Regions from separate parts of the Mus musculus genome. Here region 1 is linked to region 2. Evidence: chromatin loops called from intact Hi-C (ENCODE). Cell type or tissue: left cerebral cortex. All regions are shown on one strand. Each heading gives the region's core, and the rest is flanking DNA. Links, peaks and the distances in the headings are about the cores only.

What was found. A loop is a pair of places that touch in the nucleus more often than their neighbours do. Peaks named below come from ENCODE experiments on the same cell type or tissue, not always from the same donor. Only the 100,000 strongest peaks of a DNase experiment are listed, where the experiment ranks them.
Region 1: it touches region 2 in a loop (2.6-fold over the local background); 6 of 42 quality-filtered maps call a loop at or near these places.

What each region holds. Positions count from the first base shown.
Region 1 is chr5:113,370,583-113,375,674 of GRCm38, reverse strand. No RefSeq gene overlaps it. Among named protein-coding and RNA genes, the nearest start is that of Aym1, 16 kb to the right of the region's middle. In left cerebral cortex, for the core only: a CTCF peak has its summit at 1,940; a DNase peak (open chromatin) is centred at 1,947; H3K4me3 peaks cover 637 bases; H3K27ac peaks cover 283 bases.
Region 2 is chr5:113,545,633-113,550,724 of GRCm38, reverse strand. It overlaps Wscd2 (WSC domain containing 2), which reads right to left. Exons shown (of 9, transcript NM_177292.3): 2 at 1-302. Among named protein-coding and RNA genes, the nearest start is that of Gm52822, 4.0 kb to the right of the region's middle. In left cerebral cortex, for the core only: a CTCF peak has its summit at 2,253 (motif pointing right); DNase peaks (open chromatin) are centred at 2,207 and 2,537.

The sequences.
Region 1 (5,092 bases), core at 868-3,367, 170 kb after region 2:
AAAGATCCAGTTCACTGGTCAACTCTGCAGATCTGGCTCAAGAAGGCCAGTGCAGCTCCGGTTGTGTTTGCTTGGCCGTTGGTTGGACAGTTAGTATCTATCCACAAAGCTCCTTGCAAGGCAGAAGATGCACCAACAATAATTAAAAAGACGAGCTGGCCCGCTGGGCCCTTCAGTCCTGGGTGAACACCTATTGGGAAAGGGCACACCTGTAGTCCCAGATACTTAGGGACTGAAGAAGAAGGGTCATGAGTTTAAAAGAGGGAAAGGAAAGGGAGTGGGACTAGGCTCTGTCTCCACATCTGGGAAATGGGGATCCTTGGTCCCCCTCAGAGCTGTCATGTTACAGGAGGCACCACAGGGCAAGCTCCGCTCTGTGAAGGACAGCAGTGGTACTGGGGCAAATCCATTCTTGTGGAGAATGACCCTGGAACGCCCGGGAGTCACTTGGGCCTTTCCTCTCTAAATCTTTTTGTTGTGGTTTTGTTTTGTTTTGTTCTGTTTTTTTCAAGACAGGGTTTCTCTGTCTTGTGTAGCCCTGGCTGTCCTGGAACTCACTCTCTAGACCAGACTGGCCTCAAACTCAGAATTCTGCCTGCCTCTGACTCCCAAGTGCTGGGATGAAAGGCGTGTGCCACCAGTGCCTGGCCTTCCTCTTTAAATCTTAATCTTCAATTGCAGTTTCTATTTCCTTCTCCACTAGTGTCTGGCCTCCTTTTTACCCAATAAAGCCAAACACAGACTGGCATGTTGCTTTTTAAAAAGAAAAAAAGGAGGAAGGAAGGAAGAAAGGAACAAAGTTATAAGGCAGAGAAAAAATCCTTCAAGCATTCATTGAAAATTGTGAGCCTGTTTTGGAAGTAAGAAACCAACCATCGGTTTGCTCCTCCTGGCCTTCATCCTGAGTCGCAAGCCTTCCACCGTGATTCAAAACCCCCCCTCCCCCACCCCGGGAATGGCTGAAACATTGTTTTTCTCAGGGGAAATGAATCTTGGTCTGAAACTGAAGCTGACAGCATTCAGGACGCTCTCTGAGCCTGCTCTGGACACTTGCTGTTCTGCTGTGTGCAGAATCAGACCTTCATGCTGGGACATCTGAATCTATTCACAGGAACTCAACAGGATGTGCGGTTAATATTCTGACTATGATTAACCCCCCCCCAAAAGCTCTGGCCCCAGTTCCTTCCCTGCTCCCCTCCGAGGGCCCAGCTCTGCTGAAATGCATGTGGATTCGATCAGAGGGCCAGATTTATAGAGGCTGCCGAAGCCTGGCGTGCCAGCAGTCATAAGTTATATTCCTATTACGGCGTGGGCAATAAAAACTCAGATATGTATTCTGCTATATTTCGAGGAACCTTTGCAAAGCATCTGGGCTGCCCGTGAGATCTTATCCAGAAAGATGTCTCCTTGGTGGCCTGGAGCAGCCAAGGCCACTTTTGAACCTCAGTGCTGGGGTAGGTAAGATCAGTCAGGGTCCCCCTGAGATAGAATCCTGGTCCTGTTCCCTGGGGATAACAGGCTGTGTGTGACCTAGGCAAGACCCCTAGTTGCTTGTGCACACTGGAAATAGTATCCTCAGATGGTCTCGTTTACTTTTTAAGTAAGTAACTTTCTGACTCCAGTTTCTACCCAGTGCATTGTGCCCCTCTAGGAACCTTCTCTGTACTATAGTCCCACTGACCTGCAGTCAACACTGGGCTGAGGGTATCACATAGGAAGTATCAACAATAACTTATACACATTGTTGTACACAATTTGAGTAGGATGAGCAAAGCCTCTTGACATCCTACTGGAGCCAGAACCATTCCTTTGGAGGCTGGAAAAACTGGTTAAAAGCCCTGGCTGCTCTCCCAGAAGACCCAGGTTCAAAGCCCAGCACTGAGGTGGGCTTTCAGCCCTCTGTAGCTCCCGTTCCAAGGGATGCAGCACCCTCTTTCGGCCTTCCGAGGTACTGCATGCACAAGGAGGCAAGACACGGGTACCCATAAAGTAAAAATAAAGAAATCTTAAAACAAAAGAAGATAGCGGAGTCCAGACTGTCCGTGGTCGCTCGCAATAGCAACGGAGGCAGGTTCTACTCACTACACGGTCACGGTATGGCTGTTTGTCAAAGACCTGCTCGATTTACGTGCACCTCACTAGGTGCAGGGAGAGCCATCTCGATGGCGGAGGGGCCACGGTAACTTCCTTTTCTCGCAGCATAGTATGTTAACTGGCGGTTCTTATCGCTGTTGTGGATAGCGCCCAGGATGTGAACAGGGCGTCACCACACATACAGAGAGATGGCAGGCAGTCTCCTCATCTTCAGCCATCCTCTGGTGGTCTTGGAGCACCTCTCCTGTGGATGTGGGGGAGGGGGGTACTACGTAGCTGACATTATTTCTTCGCACTCCTGACGAGTGACAACCACCCTTAAGTGACTCCGCGCGGTGGCTGGGAACCGCTGGTGTGTGTGGAAGTAAATTAAAGCAACCCCGAGGACTGGGAACCTGAGCCCGGTCTAGCAAAGAGGGGGGCAGAGTCAACCCCACCCCCACCTCCGGCTGCTTCAGTGAGCATGGTAGCAGCTAGAGACTGGCAGAGGCCTTTGTCGGCTGCTCCCCTGATGGCAGGCTATCCCTGCTCCCTGGAAGATAAAAGGCCCTTCAGGCTGCAAGCCGTGCAGAAAGGCAAGCACCTGAAGCATCCAGCGTGGTTGGTGTGTGGCTGGTGATTGGGTGTGTGTGGGGGGGGGCGGGGGTCTCTTTGTATAGTTTCTGAAATTCTCGTGCCGTGTGTGAAGAGGAAGAGCTCTAGGTCTTCAGCAAATGCTGGGGCGCTGATCACTATGCAAGGGACCCCAGCAGGACTGCTGCCCCAGACACTGTGCGTAACCCTCAGGGGTTCTGTGGGTGCCGTGACGTGATAGGTGTGACAAGCCCTGCCTAGAGAGATATGAACATCATTAACTTCCTGAGTTCCCAGTGACAAAGCACAGCCCAGTCCAAGTTCACCCCAGGGAGCCAGTTTCTTAGGTTACTTACAGATCTTGAGTCCAGGGTCATAGAAAGGACTCTGGGTGACCCTAAAGCATCAGGAGGTCTGTGTCCCACACAGCACCCCATCCCTACCCCAACCCACATACACACGCCAGCTGCATGAAGATCATTCCTGTTAGTTTTCCTACCTGTGTACTATAGCACCTCTCTGAGACCCTGAGGACAATTAGGGACAAACTGCACTGGAATGATCTGGAGGAGTGGCTGGACATTCAGTCTAAGGTCCCATGACCCGCCCCAGTCCTCCTTCTTTGAGGAAATGTCAACAGCCCACAGGCCCAACTGCGATACTCTGACAAAGATGGCGGCTGCTCAGAGGACTAGACGGACCAGACAAAGCAGTCCCATCACAAGCTCAGAACTTCTTCTTGTGCGAGTGGCTCAACAGTCCTGAGCCTCGGTTTTCCCATCCGGAGAGTGGGTGAGTGCTCCCATTTCATAGAAGTTCTGAGTGAATTTTCCATGTTCTGTGATGTCCCCCAGCGCCCACTGCCCACCATTGCTTTGGCTGACTATACTGTTTGAAAGTCTTTTAGGTCAGCGGCCCGAATCTTGAGTTGCAATGACCGCCAGCCAATGAAGATTTGCCAGGAGCCTCCTGGCTGCTTCCTACGGGGGCTTGTTAGGATGAGTCTTCCGTTCACGGGGCTCACGGGGAAGGAAGGCTTTGCTTGTGAGCAAGTTCTGTGGGTGCTGGGAAGGGGAGGCCATGATAAGAAACTGGATAAGATTCTCTCTTCCTTTCCTTTCTTTTTTTTTTCCTTTTCCTTTTTCTTTTTCTTTTCTTTCTTTCTTTTTTTTTTTTTTTTGTTTGTTTGTTTTTTTGTTTTTGTTTTTTGAGACAGGGTTTCTCTGTGTAGCCCTGGCTCTCCTGGAACTTACTCTGTAGACCAGGCTGGCCTCGAACTCAGAAATCTGCCTGCCTCTGCCTCCCAAGTGCTGGGATTGGGATTAAAGGCATGGGCCACCACTGCCTGGCTTTTTTCTTTCTTTTCTTTTTTCCTCTCTAAGAAATAGATGCTAAGGATGAGAGACTGCCGGGAGCTCACAGCAGCTGCTAGGACCTGAATGGATCGGGCTGGGTGGGATTCTAGCTGAAGCAGATGATCTCCAAGCCCCATCCATGCAGAGAAACCATGTGGAGCAGATAGCCGTGTGGGGGAGCGTTGCTCTTTACTGAGGGTGTGGTCACTGATAGGCTTCCAGTGCTCCCGTGGATGCCCTGAGCCCATGGTAGGTTAAGGAGCTGGGCAGGGTCTGTGCTGGTAGGGCCACAAGGGGAGGCGGAGGGCGGAACGGAGGTAGTCGGTGCATTCATATGTCATTGTCCGTGGGTAGGAAATTCTCAAGAGTGAAGAAAATTTTAACACAGAGCATGGGGCTAAGGAAGCATGGCAGGGGCTGTACATGAGGAACACTAAGCCAACAAAAAAAAAAGTGTGGCAAGCTACTGGGGTCAGATAAAGCGAAGTCCCATGATGCCCTGGCCCCATGGTGGCCACTTGTATCTTCTTTCTTCCACCCTTGGACCTTCTGTTCTGTTCCCCACACAGCAGGAGCTCGGTTTCTCCTGTTCATTGCTCCCTTCTGCCATGAGCACAAAGCCCCAGCTCTTTGTCTTGTCCTAAAGTGCCCTGCTGACCCCTGCTGACCCCTGCTGACCCCTGCTCTTCTGGCTTCAGGGTGCCCAAGGTGGAGAGGCTGAGGTTTCCTCCTCAGCTGTATTCTCTGCCTCTCCATCTGGGCCACCATCTTTCCCACCCCAGGGCCTTGGCGGGTGCTCCTCTGTGTGCCTGGGAGGGTCTTCCTTGAGCCCTGTCCTGTCCCCATCTCCCAGTGACATCTCAGCTCTGTCCAGCTTCCTCACTTGGGCACTCCTTGGGGACACACACACCCTCACTCTCTTACATACTGCATTTGTCCTGGTAGGTTCTCAATACATCGAATGAATGAATGAATGAATGAATGAATGAAAATATGAAGCTAAAGCATACTGACTGATTCTGAGCGTGCTAGGCACGGGGTCCTCACCTGTGCCTGAGGCTCTGGGGAGT
Region 2 (5,092 bases), core at 1,101-3,600:
AAGGTCAAGGTGAGCTGCTTGGGGTCAAGAAAGGGGACTTACAGGACGCAGTCTCCATTCCTCACATTTTGTTCCTCACCCAGAGTGTGGCTAAAGAACTCTAGTGACAAGGACTGGCGGCTGCAAAGTCACTCTGACCCCTTCTTAGCCCCTTGGGCTGTTGAGTCTGATTAGCTCACGGAGAGAGCTCTGATGCTGGCCTCTTCTCTATCTCTAACAGGTGGCCAAGCTGTATGCCACCTTCTGTGGACATGTGCTGAAAGGACTCCATCTGGTCAAGCTTCAGGCCACCGGGCTACCACCTGTAAAACAGTGGAAACAGGCATGAGCCCCCCTCCCCCCGCCCCCAAGCCCGGAATGGAAAGAGGTCCTGTGCAACCTCAAGGGGGTGTGCGGAGGCCCCGAGAGGGCTGGAAGCTCTTGGAGAGCTGGGCTGTGTGGCCTCCAGGAGTGCATAACCCCGCCTCCACTCTCTGCCTCACTGGAACTGGGGCGCTTCAATCACTGTGCTGGAGTCTGGGGTTTGTATAGAATGGGCACACATCCTCCCATGGGTCTCCACATATCTCACATGGCCTAGAACACCTAATACAATCTCAGTGCTCAGGAGTACTTAAAAAGTAATAGCAAAAAAGAACTTTAATGTGCATTCAGTATGGACCCAGTGGGTGCTTGTGTGTGTGTGTGTGTGTCTGGTATGTATGTGTTTGTATGTGTCCGTGTGTATGTATTAGTGTCTGGTATGTATGTGTGTGCCTGTATGTGTCTGTTTATGTATTTGTGTTTCTCTAGCATGTATGTGTGTATATGTATGTATGAGTTGGTATGTATGTATGTGTTTATGTGTATGGATGTTTGTATGTATGAGTTTGTGTTCATGTATGTATATATGTATGTATGTCTCTTTCTGTGTCTGTCTGTCTGTGTGTGTTATGAGTATGTATCTGTGTGTGTCTCTGGTATGTATGTGTGTGTGTATGTATGTATGTATGTATGTGTGTGTCTCTGTGTGTGTGTGTGTGTGTGTGCATGTGTGTGTTATAGCCAGAGTTCAATGTTGAGTAACTTTGTCAGTTACTCCCGTTGTGTTTTGAGACAGGGTCTTTTCAATAAGACTGGAAGCTAGTTTGGCAACACTGGCTGACCAGTGAGCTCCGTGCATCCTCCTGCCTCTGCCCTTCCACTGCTGAGTTCAAGTCCCCATGTTTGCATGGTCAATTCTTCACCCAACTGAGCCATGTCCCCAGCCCCATGCTTTCCCCCTCATGGTTGATTGAATCTGTATGTAGAAGCCACCAGCAGGGCAGAAGCCCCAGCTGCTTGCCCCTCCCTTGTATACAAACTTTTATCAAACATGCATAGATACGTGGGTTCCCCTAAGGCCAAAGAAAACCTTGAGACTTCACTGAGCCCAAATTCATTCCTATGACTCCCCTAAGGAGACCAGCTGTGTTCCAGCTATAGCTGAGATGCTGAGATAAGACATACCTCCCCGGGGCTTGTGTTCTAAGGCAGAAATCAAATCTACGGGCCATCATCTCTGCCTGAGTGGGAGATGGGAAGGGAGAGAAGCAGGCTTAGTAAACAATACATCCGTGTGACCAGCATTGGCTGTGGGCTTGCAGGTGGCCAGCTCTGGGCTGAGCGTCCTCTATAGAATATAATCTCATTTATTCTCTAGTATCTTACAGGTGAGGGAAGGGAGGGCTTCCAGGATGAGTGGGGTAGCACTGCAATTTAAAACCACAGGGTGTTTGTTTGTTTGTTTGTTTGTTTTTAGAGAGGGTTCCATGTAGCCCAGGCTAGATTCAAACTTGCTCTCTAGCTGAGGCTATCCCTGTACTCTCGTTCTTCCTGCTTTTACCTCCCAAATGCTGGGATTACAGGTAAGTGACATCTTGCTTGGCCAAACCACAGCTCTTTACCTTTTTTGACCCCGTCTCTCCACAAACACTCTGGACACTGCTTTGACAATTCAGAGATAGCCTCAAAGCAAGAGCCCGTATCTTTCTATCGACTGCTGCCACTTCCCCTGGTCAGGGCTTTCTGAGAGGGCCTGATGGTTAGGAACTCAGATTTTCCTGGGAGGTGTTGAAACGTTTTGATTTTCCACAGCTACATCTCTGCTGTCACACGGTGGCCTTGGAGAGGGCTCATGAGTAAGAAAAGTCGATTACCCCACTCTGGGCCATCTGCCAGAAGGGAGGCCTGGATGTGGGTTGACTATTGGGTAATGCTGTTTCATATAGCCACCAGCAGGGGGCGACAGGATGCTCTCAGCCAATCACGGGAGACCCAGTTGTCCATTACCAGTGGAAGTGGGGGCTCTGGGACGGCCTTTCAAGCCACATAGCAGCTCGGGAGTTTCACTGAGGTTCTGGGTGGTGTCTGCCACCACACTCCTTGGGACTCAGCACTTACTACACCAACCACCTCCTAGGCATGTGGAATTGATACTTGAGCACGGCACAAAAATCCACGCATATCTGCCACCAAGCATCCATCTGTCTGTCTATCTGACACCTTCACCCTCTACACACCCATTAGTTTGTCCACCCAACCATCCACCCTTTTATCCATCTGCCAGTCTGTCATCTTCCTTCAGGACACCTACCCACTCATCCATCCTTCTATCCAAACTGTGACAGACCATCTGTCCATCTGGCCTTCCTGAAAGTTGTCCATTGATCTCCATGTGCCTGCTGCGGCATAATCCTATGGATGTCCCCGTGTGCGCGTGTGCACACACATGCGTGCACACACACAAATAGATAGATAATAAATTTAACTTAGAGGGACACAAGACTATGTAATCTATGGTCTGCCTTTAGGGAACCAAGGAGGAAAACATACATAGCTGCTGTATCGGCTACACAATGACAAAGCCCAGGGTGGGAGTATGTATCTCATGATACAGAACAGCAATTCACATTAATAATGTTTAATAAGCACTTACACACATCACTCCATGTGTAAGTATGTAAGTATGCACACATACTCACATGCACATTCACACATGTGCACACTTATACACATGGACATTCACATTACATGTACACTTATATATATGCAATACATGCTCACATATGCACACTCACACTCATACCATGCATGTTCAAACTCATGTGCATTCATAAACTTACATATATACTCATGCACATTCACACTTGCACACTCATGTTCATACTTACATGCACATTCATATATACACATGTACATACTCACACATGCACACATTCCCACACATGCACACCCATACACATGCATGCTCACACTCACATGCACATTTATAGACACAGGTACACTCACATACTCACAATATGCATATTCATACGTTCGCATTCACACACTCACACAACACACACCTTCATACATGTACACACATGCACATTCATACACATGCACACTCACACTCTGATTTGATTCTCACAGTGAATTCTGTGAGGTTCTGCATTGTCTTTTGGAGCTAAGTATTGAGTGTCAGAGCGATTGATGAACTCATTCTGAGACCCACAGCTGGTAAGTGGAAGGAGGCTGTGAGGACCCCAGGACCTCAGACATATACTCCTATCCTTCATCTGCCTCTTGCCTTGGGATCATAACTCCAAGCACACAATAGAGAGGAGCCCTTGAGCCCTTGCACTGAGGTCCCACATTTGGGTTTTACCAAGTCAGGAGGTCTGAGGATTCTGCTGAGTCCTGGGGAATGGGAACCTGTAGCAGTGGACACTCCATAGCTGCCTGGGGAGAGAGATCAAAGAGGGCTTCCCCAGTTAGCAGCCTTTGATCCAGCCCTGGGGGAAGTAGATATCCTCTAGGTAGATGAGAGTTGAGGAAAAGCCAGGTCAGGAGGCAGAGAATGGTGGGTGGAGCCAGACACAGGAGTCCTTCCCACCTTGGTCCTGCTAGGGGCAGAGAACATGTGTGCATGGGTGTGAGTATGCATGTGTGAGTATGTATATGTGTGTGTATGAATGTGCCTGGGTGTGTGAACATGCATGGGTGTGAGTGTGCATGTGTATGTGTGAATGTGTGAGTGTGAACATGCATGTGTATGAGTTCGTGTGATTGTGAATGTGTGAGCATGTGTATGACTGTGCATGAGTATGCATGTGCAAGCATGTATGTGTGTGTATCCAAATGTGCATGACTTTGAACATGCATGTGTATGAGTGTGCATGAGTGTGAGTGTGCATGTGTGAGTATGTATGTAAATATGAATGTGCATGTGAGTGTGAACATGCATGTGAATGAGTGTGAGTATGCATGTGTGTGAGTGTGTATGTGTGGGTTTCACAATCACCACATTTTAGCCCCTCCCCCCCTTTTGAGGTAGTGTCTCATGTAACCCAGGCTGCCTCAATCTCACCTTGTAGCCAAAGATGACCTCAAACTCCCAATCTTCCTGCCTCCTCTTCTCAAATGCTGGTTTATAGGTATGCATTACACCTGTTTAAAGAGTGCAGGAGGCTAACACAGGACTGCCTGCATGCTAGGAGCTGCCCCTCCAACCAAACTGTATCCCCAGCACCATAGGAAGATCATCTTAAAGCTGGCGCCTCATGGGCACCCACACCCTTTACACCTATGTGCCATAAAGAGAGGAAGCCAGGAGTCACTCTTGGTACTCTGAGGGATCCCCTCACTCTGCAGACCACAGATCTTTAGGGCAGAGCATGGCCCTAGCCAGTAGCCCACCTGGGTTCAGCCTGACTGGAGAGAGACACCAATTTCTACCAGCCTCAACTCTCCTCCACTCCCTGATTACACTATTGAAAGGACTGAATGAAAGGGTAGAGGATAGAGATGCCCCAGGCCGCCCTGCTCATCTGCCTTATGTGAGCAACCAGGAAGCTATTTTCCACATCAGTGAGGAGCATGCCGTTGGTCCCCCGCAGCCATTCCCTCGCTGACGATGTTTCTAGATCTGGCTCTTTGGTTTCTCCCTCTATGTTCTTTATATCGCCACACATTTTTTCCTTAAGTGGTTGCCAAGTGGACATCTGGGGACACTGAACTCATTAGCAGCTGCTGGGAAACAGGGAGAAGCAGGCATGGGGTCGGAGGGAAGATAGGGGCTGGGAAACAGGGA